2 separate regions of the Homo sapiens genome follow, and region 1 is linked to region 2. Evidence: read pairs that join two places in POLR2A ChIA-PET (ENCODE). Cell type or tissue: Panc1. All regions are shown on one strand. Each heading gives the region's core, and the rest is flanking DNA. Links, peaks and the distances in the headings are about the cores only. Region 1 holds the start of MARVELD2 (MARVEL domain containing 2). Region 2 overlaps OCLN (occludin).

Region 1 (7,467 bases), core at 865-5,864, 120 kb after region 2:
TATTAACAATTGAAACTAGATGTAAAAAAGTTGAATCTCAGAGACAACATCACCAAAGGCTAAGGCTCCCCCAAGGCACAATAGAGAATGGCAGCAATGACCATTACTATTACTCTTTCGAGGGCAATTCAGGTGATTTACTGTTCCCAAGGAGAGACTCAAGTATCTCAGAAGGTATTCAATCCACCTCAAAAATAAAGCATAGAAAATGCACTTTTACTAAGCCTGTTGATTCATGAAATCAATGCTCTGCACCCATATACAGAAAGAAGGAAACCATTTGTGAATTAACTACTAGTTTTAAGGTATGCTGAATTTCTCTCTCGAATTGTTTATAAGTATTTTGTTTGAAGACTTAAAAAAATTTTTTCATTCACACCCTGCCAAGACTCATTATTGAAGACTTAAACTGGGCACATGGTATTGTACTTGATACTATGAAGGTCTCAAAATTAAAATGGATAACCCCATCTTTTTTGTTATTGTTTTATTTATTTAATATTTTTAAGACAGGGTCTCACTCTGTTTCCCAGGCCAGAGCATAGGAGCACAATCATAGCTCACTGCAGCCTCAATCTCCCTGGCTCAAGCACTCCAGCTGCCTCAGCCTCCTGAGTAGCTGGGACTACAGGTGCATGCCACCATACCCAGCTAATTCTTTTTTTTTTTTTTTTTGAGACAGAGTCTCAATCTGTTGCCCAGGCTGGAGTGCAGTGGTGCCATCTCGGCTCACTGCAAGCTCCGCCTCCCAGGTTCATGCCATTCTCCTGCCTCAGCCTCCCAAGTAGCTGGGACTACAGGTGCTCGCCACCACGCCCGGCTAATTTTTTGTATTTTTAGTAGAGATGGGGACCATGTTAGCCGGGATGATCTTGATCTCCTGACCTCATAATCCACCCGCCTCGGCCTCCCAAAGTGCTGGGATTACAGGTGTGAGCCACCACGCTCGGCCGCTAATTCTTTAAAATTTTTAGTAGACATTAAGTATCACTATGTTGCCTAGGCTGGTCTTGAACTCCTGGGCTCAAGCGATCCTCCTGCCTTGGCCACCCAAAGTGCTGGGATTACAAGCGTTAGCCACTGCACCTGGTCTGATAACCCCATCTTTATACTGTTGAACAATTTGGAAATTCCTAAGGCTTTATTTTATTTTACTTTGGAAAACGAAGACCCTTCATTTAACCTGCCTTGCACCAGGCATGCTGAAAGTATACTGGTGGACAAACCAGACTGAAATCCTTGCCTTCATGATGCTTTAACCGGGGGAGTGCCGGGCAGATTGACAGATGATAGATAAATGAAATATACAGTATGCTAAAGAACAAAGTTGAGAAAGGGGGTAAAGACTGCAATGGGGACAGGATGTTACCATCTTAAACCGAGTGGGCAGGGAAATCTTCACAGAGAAAGGGATATCTGAGTATAGAACTGAAGGTGAAGGAGGAAGCCAGGCCATTATCAGGGACAAGTGTTCAGGCAGATGGAATAGCTAGCGCAAATGCCCTGAAGCAGGAGTGCCTGGTATGTTCAAGAAATATTTAGGCATGGAAGCTACTGTGGCAGCAGCAAAGTGGGTAAGAAGGTGAATAGTAGAACTGAGGCCATCTGAATCATGTAGGGCCTTGAAAACCACTGGAAAGAAAGGACTTTGTCTTTTGCTAGGAGTGAGATGAGAAGCCACTGGAGGATTCTGAATAGAGGAGTGACATGACTTGACTTGTTTTAACAGTATCACTATGGATGCTGTGTTGAGAGTACACTCCAGAAGGCAAGAGGTAAAACAGGAAGACTGGCTAGGCCATTGAAATAATCCAATGGATCACTGAGATCTTGAGAAGAGGTCAAATGCTAGACAGGTATTTAAAATTTTTATTATAGAATTTTTCAAACATAATAAAAAGTAGAAAGAATAGCATTATGAACCCTTGTGTACCCACATCCAGCTTCTACACTTATCGATTTATGGCCAAACTTGTTTCATTTATACTCCCCATACTATTTCCTCTGCCAATAGAGTCCTCTGAAGTAAACCCCAGACATCTGATCATTTTATCTATCTATACCTCATTCTCCACCCCTCCAGCTTAGCCTTGGGGAGCAGCAGACTGAAGAGTGTTTCAGATGCGTTAAAAATCCAGGTAGAGACGTTAAGAGGGCAAGCAAGGCACACAGGGTATGTACAGACTGGAGACAAGGGAATGCGGTGGAAACCCAGGGTCTTCTAATAGGGCACTCCGACCTTAGAGGATTAACTGTGATGGCCCCAGCAGGGTGCCCAATGCAAAGCGGCTCTGTATATTATAACAATCAGTTATTTTTGTACCTTTCTCTTTCTTTCTCTAAAAAAGTGTAAGTTCTAGAAATGCTATTACGACTCTAGTTTTTGAAACACATTCCTAAGAAATGTAGAAGCAAAAGCACAACAAATGATTTTAGCAAGTTTTACACAGCATTTACAGGATACGCTATGCTTAATTCAACTCACTGGTAAAAATACGATTCACTGTAATGGATTTAACTCTTCACCTGTGAAGTGGCTTATTTGAATCAAACCACCCTATCCATTTTTAAAGAAAAAACAAGCAATTATTAAAGAGTTGTGGAAAAGCAAGATAATGTGATTTTTAGAAGGGAATGGTTAGCTGTATTTCATTACATCTTAAATATCTGGATACCCCTAATGTCTTTCAAGATGTCACTGAGAGTTCGTTCTGGTCCCGCAGGTCGCGGCAGCGTGTGTCTTTGTCCTGCTCAGGCCCCGGACCCTTACTCCACTCTTGGACACTCATCTTGGAAAGCCGCGGCAATGGCAGGAGAAATGGCTGCCCCAGCAAAGTGTCACAGGAATCATGCCTGGTCACCTTTACACAAACAGAACCACCGGTTTACCTGGCTTAAAAGTTTTGCTGGACCCAAGAAACGGGTAGATTTCGGATACTTCTGCGCTTCCGAGGGGTCGGGAAAGGCTCTGCGGTTCTAACTAACCCACGACTGCCCGGGGGTACCGAGCATTTTAGCTGTGGGGTCTCCCCCGCGCCAGCCTCTGGGCGCCCGGTCCCACAAATCTCATTGTGTCCTCGGTTCTGCCCGCGCCGGCTAGGCGTTCGTCTTCGCGTTTCTGGCTGAAACCCACTGTCTTTGGAGATTCCGACCCAACGAGGCCGAAACTAAGCCGGGAGACCTCCCAGGTAAGGAGCACCGAGATCGCCCCGAGGTGCGCGCCCCGCCCCGCGCCCGGAAGGACGGCGGCTCGGCCGCACCTGCGTCCGCAGAGCGAAACCTGGCGGGACGCGGGCCTCCCCGGATCCCTGGCTCCGGCCTCCCCCGCGGGCTATGGCAGGCTGAGCGCCGAGCGCGGGCAGCCGTCCGTCGCAGCACACCTGGGCCGGGGGCCGCCGGGCCCTCCTCTCCCGGTCACGTGGCCCCACCCCGGTCCCACTTACCTGCGCAGCCGCCAGGAAGAGCGCGCACGCTGCCCAGGACTCTGAAACCGGTATCGGGCTCCCGGGGTGGGGGCGGGGCCGGGACGGGACGAGCCCAGCTTTCCCCGCCCGGCTTTGCCCCGCCCGGATCTGTCGGCCCGACAACCGCTCTGGGCCCAGGCTGCTCGGTGCCACCAGCCGGCACGTCGCGGCAATGACCACACACTGGGCTCTTTTGGAAAGAGTTTACAGTTCTCATCGCAACGTTGCCATCCTCTTCCCTATCTTTTGAAAAGTTTGACACTGGGGGAGGGAGATTGGTGCACTGTGCTTAAGGACCCATGGCAGCGAGTGCGTGCTAGATAATGTTAAAAGACAGGAGAAACAAAATTAAATTCAACATTTTAATTGTGATATAACTTATGTAAATACTTTCCAAAAAGTATCTAAGATATTCCACTGTACAACACATCAAAACTATCTGAGAAGCGGGAGACAATAAAGTGTAAATAAGGCACACAGTTTACACTCGTAATTGCATCCTAAACTGTTGAATAGTTGATATTTACAACCCCCCAATAACGTTTTTGCATCCTGAATTAGTCCTTCACATCTTGATATTTGGCATAATGTTCAAACACACTTTATACACACTGACCGCTCCTTAAACCACTCACAGATTTAATAAATACCGAAAAAATTAAGAGATTTGAAGGCTTGATCTTCTATTTACTTCAAGATGACAGAAGAGTAGGTTTCTTGTGATGAAATACTACAAGAATGAAGAATTAACAAACTGTTGTGTAATTCATCAGAAAAGCATATTAACTCTGCTGAAGTACCACTGAATGAAACAAAAATGAAGCTGTGAAGTAGCAATCTGATTAGCAGGCTGGCTTCTATGTCCCATCACTCTCGTAGTCTTCTATTATTATGTTTTCTTCCATGTCTCCTTGGGCTGAAAAGGGCTGGGGCTGGCTAGCAGGCAGTTCACTGGCACTATTCTGACTCAAAGGAAGAGACCAGGTTTCCGGCACAGTGGCTTGAGTGGGTTCACCCAGAGATTCCTCTGCAGAATGTCCTCCATTAAGCTGGGCTTCATCTCCGCTGTCAGGGTCTATCATTCCATGTTCCCTGTCAGTCAGGGCTTCCATTTTCAATCTGTCAGATTCACAGTGCAGGCATTAATAAGAACCAAAGGAGAAGATTTTTAAATTACACCATGAGTGTGATGATTATGAAGCCATCTTTCATTTACCTACATTGTGCTGTTTAGCTAGTCCCTTTAACTATAAAAACAAAACTACAAGGTAAATGACAAACTGAATAAGTTCCTACAACTTAAAATACAAAAAGGAGCTGAACACGATGGCTCATGCCTGTACTATCTGCACTGTGGGAGGCCAAGGCAGGCAGATCACTTGAGGCCAGGAGTTCAAGACCAGCCTGGCCAACATGGCAAAAACCCATCTCTATTGAAAATAGAAAAATTAGCCAGGCGTGGTGGCACGCATCTGTAATCCCAGCTACTCAGGAGGCTGAGGCAGGAGAATTGTTTGAACCCAGGAGGCAGAAGCTGCAGTGAGCCAAGCTCGTGCCACTGAACTCCAGCCTGTACGACAGAGCAAGACTCTGTCTCCAAACAAAAAACAAACAAACAAAAAAACCAAACCAAACCACAACAACAAAAACACCTAAAAATAAAAAGAAATAATGTCTTCAGTAAAGAATTTTTCTTTTTTCTTTTTTTTCATTGAGACTGTCTTTCTCTATCGCCCAGGCAGGAGTGCAGTGGTGCAATCTCAGTTTACTGCAACCTCTGCCTCCCAGGTTCAAGCGATTCTCCTGCCTCAGCCTCCCAAGTAGCTGGGATTACAGGCACATGCCATCATGCCCAACTAATTTGTATTTTTAGTAGAGATGGGGTTTCACCATGTTGGCCAGGGTAATCTTGAACTCCCGAACTCAGGTGATCCATCTGCCTCCGCCTCCCAAAGTGCGGGGATTACAAGTGTGAGCCACCACACCCAGCCTTCAGTAAAGAATTTTTACAAATTAAAAAGGAAAAAATGAAATAGAAAAATGGGCACAAACATGGACAACTTATAAAACAAATACAAATGGTTCCTAAATTGTTAAATCTAATTTGTAATTTTAAAAATGAAAATTAACATAATGAGCTACTACTGTCATCTTTTTTTTTTTTTGAGACAGTCTTGCTCTGTCACCCAGGCTACAGGGCAGTAGCACGATCTTGGCTCACTGCAACCTCCACTTCAGGTTCAAGCGATTCTCCTGTCTCAGCCTCTGGAGTAGCAGGGATTACACGCGGGCACCACCACACCCAGCTAGTTTTTGTATTTTTAGCAGAGATAGGGTTTCACCATGTTGGCCAGGCTGGTCTCGAACTCCTGACCTTAGATGATCCACCCACCTCAGCCTCCCAAAGTGCTGGGATTACAAGCATGAGCCACTGCGCCTGGCCTATTACTGTCATCTTCTAAACTGGCAAAGATACTTTTAAAACCCAGTGGTGGCAAGGGTTAGGAGAAAAGAACATACTGATACACTGTAAGTGGATACAAAACTGGCAAAATATTCTTGCCAACAATTTGGCAATAAAGAGGAAAAGCCCCAAAAGGTATATACCTATTGATCCAGCAATTTCATTTGTAGGAATTCACCCTAAGTAAATAGTATTTGAAGTGCATGATGACTTATCTATAAGGCTGGGATAGTAAAAGCTGAAAAAAAGCTAAATGGGCAAAAATAACGTGTAGGTTGAATTACAGGAAATTAAACACCTATTAAATATTAAGTATTAATATTTAATACTAAATACTAAACATATGAACAATGGTTTTAAATATGGTCAACATAAATAAAAGATAGTACCAGTCATTGTAATATATAGCACTGAAAATACTGCCTCTCGTGGCCAGGCGTGGTGGCTCACGCCTGTAATCCCAGCACTTTGGGAGGCCGAAGTGGGCGGATCACGAGGTCAGGAGATCAAGACCATCCTGGCTAACACAGTGAAACCCTGTCTCTACTAAAAATACAAAAAATTAGCTGGGCGTGGTGGCGGGCGCCTGTAGTCCCAGCTACTCGGCAGGCTGAGGCAGGAGAATGGTGTGAGCCCAGAAGGTGGAGCTTGCAGTGAGCCGAGATCGTGCTACTGCACTCCAGCCTGGGCGATAAAGCTAGACTCCGTCTACAAAAAAAAAAGAAAAGAAAATACTGCCTCTCAAGTCACATCAAGTAGGTAGTTGAACCAATAATAAAATAGTGAAGATTCTCATTCAATTTAGCCTTGTGTAAATTGCAGCAACTCAATACATCTCAGGAGCAAAAATACAATAGAACATACTTGTCTTTATTTTGATGCCATAATCTTAGGGGGTTGGGGAGAGAAGCCATCAAAGAGACTTGGTCCTGCTTTCATTCAGAGGGATGTGAGAAGAAAAGCAGTGTTTATGAAATGTGTAAGCCCTGATCACATCCCAGTGGGACGATGCTTCAAGATCCATCCATCATGGTCTTTCTGCGATAGGAAAGATGGGCCCCACATAGCTAAGCCAGTATACAGAAAAAAACATTAACACTACAAAGGCCTTAATGAATCTTGGAGGGTAAAGAGGGGGAAAAAGCTCACATCACAGGAGTTTTCCATTTGGGACCAGAAATAGGAGAAAAGGTAGGAGGAGTCAGAGGTGCCATTTCTATCACTTACTTTTGTCCATGCATTCAGTAAGCAAGATTTTTTTAAATCTTTTTTTTGAGATGGAGTTTTGCTTTTGTTGCCCAGGCTGGGGTGCAATGGTGTGATCTTGGCTCACTGCAACCTCCACCTCCTGGGTTGAAGCGATTCTCCTGCCTCAGCCTCCTGAGTAGCTGGGATTACAGGCATGTGCCACCACACCCAGCTAAATTTTGTATTTTTAGTAGAGACACGGTTTCACCATGTTGTCCAGGCTGGTCTTGAACTCCTTATCTCAGGTGATCCACCTGCCTCGGGCTCCCAAAGTGCTGGGATTACAAGCAT
Region 2 (7,467 bases), core at 1,321-6,320:
GTTCTTTTGTTTGTTTGTTTTTGAGACGGAGTCTCACTTTGTCGCCCAGGCTAGAGTGCAGTGGCGCGATCTCGGCTCACTGGGAGCTCCACCTCCCGGGTTCACGCCATTCTCCTGCCTCAGCCTCCCGAGTAGCTGGGACTACAGGCACCCGCCACCATGCCCGGCTAATTTTTCGTACTTTTAGTAGACACGGGGTTTCACCCTGTTAGCCAGGATGGTCTCAATTTCCTGACCTCGTGATCCACCTGCCTCAGCCTCCCAAAGTGCTGGGATTACAGGGGTGAGCCACCGCGTCCGGCCTTTTGTTTTTTTTTTTGAGACAGAGTTTCACTTTGTCACGCAGGCTGGAGTGCACTGGTGTGATCTCAGCTCACTGTAACCGCCGCCTCCCAGGTTCAAGTGATTCTCCTGCCTCAGCTTTCCGAGTAGCTGAGATTACAGGTGTGAGCCACCATGCCTGGCTAATTTTTGTATTTTTAGTAGAGACAGGGTTTTGCCATTTTGGCCAGGCTGGTCTCGAACTCCTGACCTCAGGTGATCCGTCCACCTGGGCCTCCCAAAGTGTGGGGATTACAGGCGTGAGCCACTGCACCCAGCCATGTGATTGTGTTTTAAGTGTTATTACAAAAGAGTCAAAAAAATTAAAGTTATAGAAAGCTAAGATTTATTATAGAAGAAAGAAAAATGTTTAGTAAATTTAGTGTAGCCTAAGTATAGTGTTTATAAAGTGTACAGTAATGTCCTAGGCCTTCACATTCACTCACCACTTACTCCCTGACTCACCCAGAGCAACTTCCAGTCCTACAAGCTTCATTCATGGTAAGTGCCTTACAAGATGTACCATTTATTTATTTATTTATTTATTTATTTAGATGGAGCTTCGCTCTTGTTGCCCAGGCTGGAGTGCAATGGCACAATCTCCACTTACAACAACCTCCGCCTCCCGGGTTAAACCGACTCTCCTGCCTCAGCCTTCCCAAGTAGCTGGGATTACAGGCATGCGCCACCACGCCTGGCTATTTTTAGTAGAGATGGGGTTTCTCCATGTTGGTCAGGCCGGTCTTGAACTCCTGACCTCAGGTGATCCACCTGCCTCGGCCTCCCAAAGTGCTGGGATTATAGGCGTGAGCCACCGCCCCCGCCAAGATGTACCATTTTTTATCTTTTATATTTACTGTACCTTTTTTGTGTTTAGATATACAAATACCACTGTATTACCGCTGCCTAGAGTATTTGGTATATTAACATGCTGTCTGCATTTGTAGCGTAAAAGCAAGAAGCTATACCACATAGCCTAGGCTCGTAGCAGGCTATCCATCTAGGTTTGTGTTAAGTACACTGTGATGTTCACTCAAGGATGAAATTGCCTAAAGACACACTTCTCAGTATTCCCATCGTTAAACAATGCATGACTATATATGTAAAAATAACGACTTCATCATCCTTAGGCAAAAATTACATCCCCGTCCATACCAATTATCTCCAATAGTCTTCTCTCACTAGTCATTAGGTGGAATTAGAATTGAGCTTTAGGGTAAGTGTTTCCACCACAGAGATACCATTTCAATTATCATATGACACCTACCCTAGGCCAGACGTTCACTGAGGTTTCACATCTCCCAGCAATACTGAGGACCTAGCACAGCAAATGAAATACCACAATTCCTGGATTCAAATGAAGTCTTCTAGTTTAACAGAAATGTATGTGGGCAGGGTTGATTAATGTGAAATGTCCTCCCTTCTGTTTATGAGATCCAACAATTATAGGCAAAAGGAGAGGCTGAGCACAGCACTGACCTCTGCTCAGTAACTTCCTCTCACCCTCACCTAAACTTCAAAACCAGAAATAGCAGAACCACATTCCTAGAGTGAAAGAACCCAACCCAACCTTTCAATTAAACAAGTAAGTGAAAAGAAGCATTTTCAACTTAGAAGGGAAATAGAACCCCACCCTCCTCATCCTGGTCTTCCAAGTAGCCGTAGGCCTCTGTACCAACAAAGCAAAGATTGTTGTAATACCAAGATCCAGATCCAGCTTTTGTGTGCACTGCTGGATATTTTTTTTAAGCAGAAAGGCACAAAAACCAATTATATGCAAATACTCATTTTTACACTCAGTCTATCAAACTAAGAGAGATGCTACTTACGGCGTGGATTTATAGGAAGACTCTGGATAAAACCGCTTGTCATTCACTTTGCCATTGGAAGAGTATGCCATGGGACTGTCAACTCTTTCCACATAGTCAGATGGGGGTGAAGGCACGTCCTGTGTGCCTGCAGACACATTTTTAACCTTAAAAAACCCCAAGAGATAGTTATTATTTATCTTGTAATGAAAAGGGGGAAGACACTGAAGAAAATTATCTTATATACATTATCTAATATTTATGTGGCCCATTAAATACTATTAACACTAATAATAAAAAGGCAATCATTACAGGTTAATAGTTAAATCCACATTGTAATAGACATATAAACAGTGCTACTGCTAGTTTAAACAAGTATATTACCAAGAAGAAAAATCTGATCACCTAGTTCTCATCCTAATGTGATTAGGTTTCATAATTATCTATGGCAATTTTCCACCTCCATATTAGGAAGACTGGTCTCATTATCTCACGCCCACATTAGAAAGACCACTCTCATTTAACCTAAGCCAGGTCTCGGTTAGGAGAATTTTCATTTCTAACAAGCTCTCAGGTAATGCTATGTTGCTGTCTGTGCACCACACTTGGAAAAGCACTAATCTAGAACAAAGCACACTGGTAGTTCTTAATCCATTCACCTCTCAACGTGGAATGTTAAAACCACAGAAGAAATTAAGAAGTTCAAGCTGACTTCTACTCTTTTAATAAGAGATTTGTTTATTCTCCCTTAATGTACGTTCTCTATGGCTCTATTACTAATAACCTACACAATATATCACACAACATCAGTGCCTTCCCTTTTCACTTTCCTTATTTCATTCTGATGTGTAAGTGAATTCATCCTACAAAAGTAACATGCATTAGAAATTATGCCTTAATAGGCCGGGCGCGGTGGCTCACGCCTGTAATCCCAGCACTTGGGGAGGCTGAGGCGGGTGGATCATGAGGTCAGGAGATCGAGACCATCCTGGCTGACACAGCGAAACCCCGTTTCTACTAAAAATACACACACAAAAAAAATTAGCTGGGCGTGGTGGCATGCACCTGTAGTCCCAGCTACTCGGGAGGCTGAGGCAAGAGAATCACTTGAACCAGAGAGGCGGAGGTTGCAGTGAGCAGAGATAGTGCCATTGCACTCTAGCCTGGCCAACAGCGAGACTGTGTCAAAAAAAAAGAAATTATGCCTTAATGTGAAATACATATACAGGTTCTTCTTATCTGAGGAATGTAAGCCCTTTCTTAAAAGCTATCAGGCCCGGAGAGGCATTAAAATGAAACAGCAATCAAGTCCTACTTCCCCCTTGAGCTATGTAGTTATCTCCAGAAACCGCGTAATCTAACAATGCTACACACTGGGCACCATAACCCTGCTATAGCTCGACGATGTAACAACGTTATTTCTGTAAACCAGTGAGAATTCCTGATGAACAACTTTGTTTCTATCCACTCCTTGTGCCCCGTTTTTGCCTTTAAAAACTTGCTTATAAAAAAGGTTGCATGGCGCACTCCCCAAGGCAGCTTGGAAGCATGTCCCAGGCAGCTGTTCTCAACCTTGGCCCAAATAAATTTTCTATATTAATTTTGCCTCAGCTTCTTCCCCTAGGTCAATATTAACATGGAAGGCTTACCACAGAACCTTTGGGATAAAAAATTTAAACATAAAAAGCACAGCCAACTAGACTCCCAACACTGTATGTATATATATGTGTGTGTGTGTGTGTATATATATATGTGTGTGTGTGTGTGTGTGTATATATATATATGTGTGTGTATATATATATGTATATATGTGTATATATACATGTGTGTGTGTATACACACACACACACACACACACACATACATGCATACATATATATATATATTTTTTTTGAGACAGAGTCTCACCCTGTCACCCAGGCTGGAGTGCAGTGGTGCGATCTCGGCTCACTGTAACCTCCGCCTCCTGGGTTCAAGTGATTCTCCTGCCTCAGCCTCCCGAGTAGCTGGGATTACGGGCACCCACCAACATGCCCGGCTAATTTTTGTATTTTTAGTAGAGATGGGGTCTAACCATGTTGGCCAAGCTGGTCTCGAACTCCTGACCTTAAATGATCCACCCACCTCGGCCTCCCAAAGTGCTGGGATTACAGGCGTGAGCCACCACGCCCGGCCACTGTTAGATTTTATGTTTTATGTAACAGCTCCAACACTCTTGACATTTTACCTAATAGCCTTTAAATTATTACATATCACTCTGTAATTGAGAAAAAAAATTGGAAAAAAACCAAAGACCTCAAACAAGTGCTAATCCTAGATGAATCATTTAGTTGTTTTAAGGCAAAGGAATAGAAATAAAGTGTGGGAAAAAAATCAAAATAAATCTACAGATATTTCTGTGAAAAAGAGCTGCTATTCAAAAGGGTAGAACCGCTCTAGCTTTGTGATAGGATCAATGGCATTTTAGGGTTTGGTACGTGTGCTTGTAGTGCCAGCTACTCGGGAGGCTGAGATGGGAAGACCTCTTGAGACTGAGAGGTGGAGGCTGCAGTGAGCTCTGATTGTGCCACTGCACTCCAGCCTGGGTGTCAGAATGAGACCCTGTCTCAAATACATACAAACACAACCAATAGCATCAGATTATCTGGGCTCACCCCAGGTCTGCCAACCACAAATTCTATAAAGCCTTAGTTTTCATCTGAAAAAGAAAAAAAGAAAAAAAAAAGGAGAAAACTACCTAGTACATAAAGTTATTTTGATGATTAAATGAGGTGACAAGGTATCACATTTACTACAGTGCCTTTAAACACAGTAAAAATTCAAAAGATGCTGGATTTTGGAATTAAGGCCACTTGATCTGATCAAATAATTTTTACAAGAATTTGGAGGTGGCAGAAGACCTTTATTTGGATTATTTTGCTATTATAAAGCCTTACAATTAGGTTCAGCTTCAATGCAGTGTATCTTCTGCAATACATATTCCTTACATCTTAAGTTTCCCATTCTTAGTAGCATTACATTAAAACATGAGATGCACTCTCCTGACGTATCCAGGCAGTATCACATACAGAAAGATATTTACCTACCCCTCAAAGTACATAGGGGTATTCTTGATTGTTTAACATTCAGAGACAGAAAGGAATAGAATCATTTCCCTCTGAAAGTGGAATTTGGCAGCAACTGCGAAACCAGTGGGTGGGTTGCCACGGAGTGTGCTCAGACCCCACCACAGGAGGGAAGGGAGGGAAGCACTCTTGGTTCCCACAGAATTCCTTACAACAAAAGTTTACAACAGAAGTTGCCAAGCTTCACAGGCAAATGCTTCACCAAACCAAAGCCTATTCTTAATCCAATACCTTATCAGAATTTAAAAATCCTTCCTTTGCTTAAAAACCCATTTTATACTTCTCTAGGTCCCACCTCCTCCTCACAGCGTGAGCTTTAGCAGAGTCTGTGTATCTTTTCAGAGATTTCTTACTGGCTAAAATGCCCTTCCCCTTTTGCCAGCTATTCCTTAATTGGGTTTCAATTCTTGGCTCATGTGCCACCACCTCCTCCTCATACAAGCCCCTCCTGGATGAGGCACCAACCTGTGCTATCTCCCTACACCTGTGCATACAAACCTCCCACCAAATCGCTTATGCACTGCCGAACAATGGCTTGCTCACCTATCTCACTTCAGTAGGCAGCGGACTGGGCTTAAGCCACCACTATCTGACTGCTTACAATTAGCCAAATATTGAAGTGACAGATCATTTTGTAGGCATGGATTTACAGGCAAATATCGTTCCTTTTCCAGAAATGAGGAAGCTGTGGCTCAGGCAGTTAGACAACTTTCCCAAGAACCTAGATGTAGAAAATGCAAGGGCGGGCAGTTTCCTGCTTTCCTCTTCGAGTCTCCAAAGGACCACACAGTGTCTGGCACAAATCGGGAGCCCCAAGTTTGCTGCATAAAGTTTACCTCATTGATAACTGTTCTATTTCTACACTGTATACCCAAGTATTTTATCAATGAGGCACACTGAGCTGACCTTTCTCTCTTAGCATCAGCAGAACTGGACTAGCTTGACCACTGACTCCACCCTTCAGCAAAGATCTCTGATTAAACCTTTTCTATACACATGCATAATAAATTCCAAGGCAGTGCTCCCTTCAGCAGCACATATATAAAGTTGAACAATACAGGAAAGATTAGCATGGCCTTTGGGCAAGAACAGCACCCAAATTCATGAAACATTCCATTTTTTTTTTTAAATCCTGAGCCAGCTGATGCCAGACTCCAACAGTCTAGAGGCAAAGGCAAAATATATTTGAAAAACAAGGAGTACGATCATTTTTTTTCCTCTTTACACTGCAATTTTCCTGAAAAAAGGCTAAAATATTTTTTCCTCTAACCCACTTAATGGTACCAATGCCAAGTAAGTATAAACCCAGTATCTGCGGCTTTTGAAGGACAGTAGGAAAGTAGAAGGGGGTTGGAGGGGGCAATACAAAGTGAACAGGTGCTCATTTCTACAAGGAGTCCCCAACCTGTATTTCCTATTATGAGAGAAATGACTTCTGAATTTCACTGTTATTACTGACAGAATGCCCCAGTCAGCTCATAAAACTCAATGATGTAGTTAAAGTTCTCTTAAAAAGGAAAAGAAAAATATTTTAATTTTCACAGTAAGATTTTTTTTTCTTAAGAGATGAGGCCTTGCTATGTTGCCCAAGCTGGACTTGAACTCCTGGACTCATGCAATCCTCCTACCCTAGCCTCCCGAGTAGCTGGGACTACAGGGTCACACCACTACATCTCACTTTTAAAGAATGAGTACTTGAGAAAACCAGCTAGGCATAATTCTAAACAGCAAAGTGTCTTTGTAACAATTTTCCCTTAAGTAACTTGAGGATATCTCTAAGAAATTAAGGACAGAAGAAAGCAGGATGAAAACACAAATCAAAGATTTCTCTAGGCCAGGTGCGGTAGCTCATGCCTGTAATCCCAGCACTTTGGGAGGCTGAGGCAGGAGGGATCACCTGAAGTCGGGAGTTCGAGACCAGCCTGGCAAACAAGGTGAAACCCCATCTCTACTAAAAATACAAAAATTAGCCAGGCATGGTGACGCACGCCCGTAATCCCAGCTACTTGGTGGCTGAGGCAGAAGAATCACTTGAACCCGGGAGATGGAGGTTGCAGTGTGCCGAGATTGCACCACTGTACTCCAGCCTGGGTGACAGATTCCATCTCAAAAAAAAGAAAAAAACAACAAAGTAACTCAGACTTACTCTTGAAATTACATTCAAAAAGGACAAGCACTCACACTGAACATGCTTAAGGAGTATGAATTATTAA

The links. Peaks named below come from ENCODE experiments on the same cell type or tissue, not always from the same donor. Only the 100,000 strongest peaks of a DNase experiment are listed, where the experiment ranks them.
Region 1: POLR2A ChIA-PET joins it to region 2 with 5 read pairs; 3 of 35 experiments call an interaction of 5 or more read pairs at or near these places.

Annotation. Positions count from the first base shown.
Region 1 is chr5:69,411,147-69,418,613 of GRCh38, reverse strand. It overlaps RAD17 (RAD17 checkpoint clamp loader component), which reads right to left. Exons shown (of 19, transcript NM_133338.3): 19 at 3,813-4,583. The coding sequence ends at 4,322. MARVELD2 (MARVEL domain containing 2) reads right to left here and starts at 3,498. Exons shown (of 7, transcript NM_001038603.3): 1 at 3,444-3,498. RefSeq lists enhancers at 1,955-2,837, 2,838-3,721. In Panc1, for the core only: CTCF peaks have their summits at 3,408 and 3,610 (motif pointing left); a DNase peak (open chromatin) is centred at 3,543; H3K4me3 peaks cover 1,338 bases; H3K27ac peaks cover 1,431 bases.
Region 2 is chr5:69,529,523-69,536,989 of GRCh38, reverse strand. OCLN (occludin) reads right to left here. Exons shown (of 9, transcript NM_001205254.2): 5 at 2,151-2,296. It also overlaps the pseudogene RNU6-724P. Among named protein-coding and RNA genes, the nearest start is that of SNORD13B-1, 6.0 kb to the left of the region's middle. In Panc1, for the core only: no CTCF peak of the experiment used is centred there; no DNase peak of the experiment used is centred there.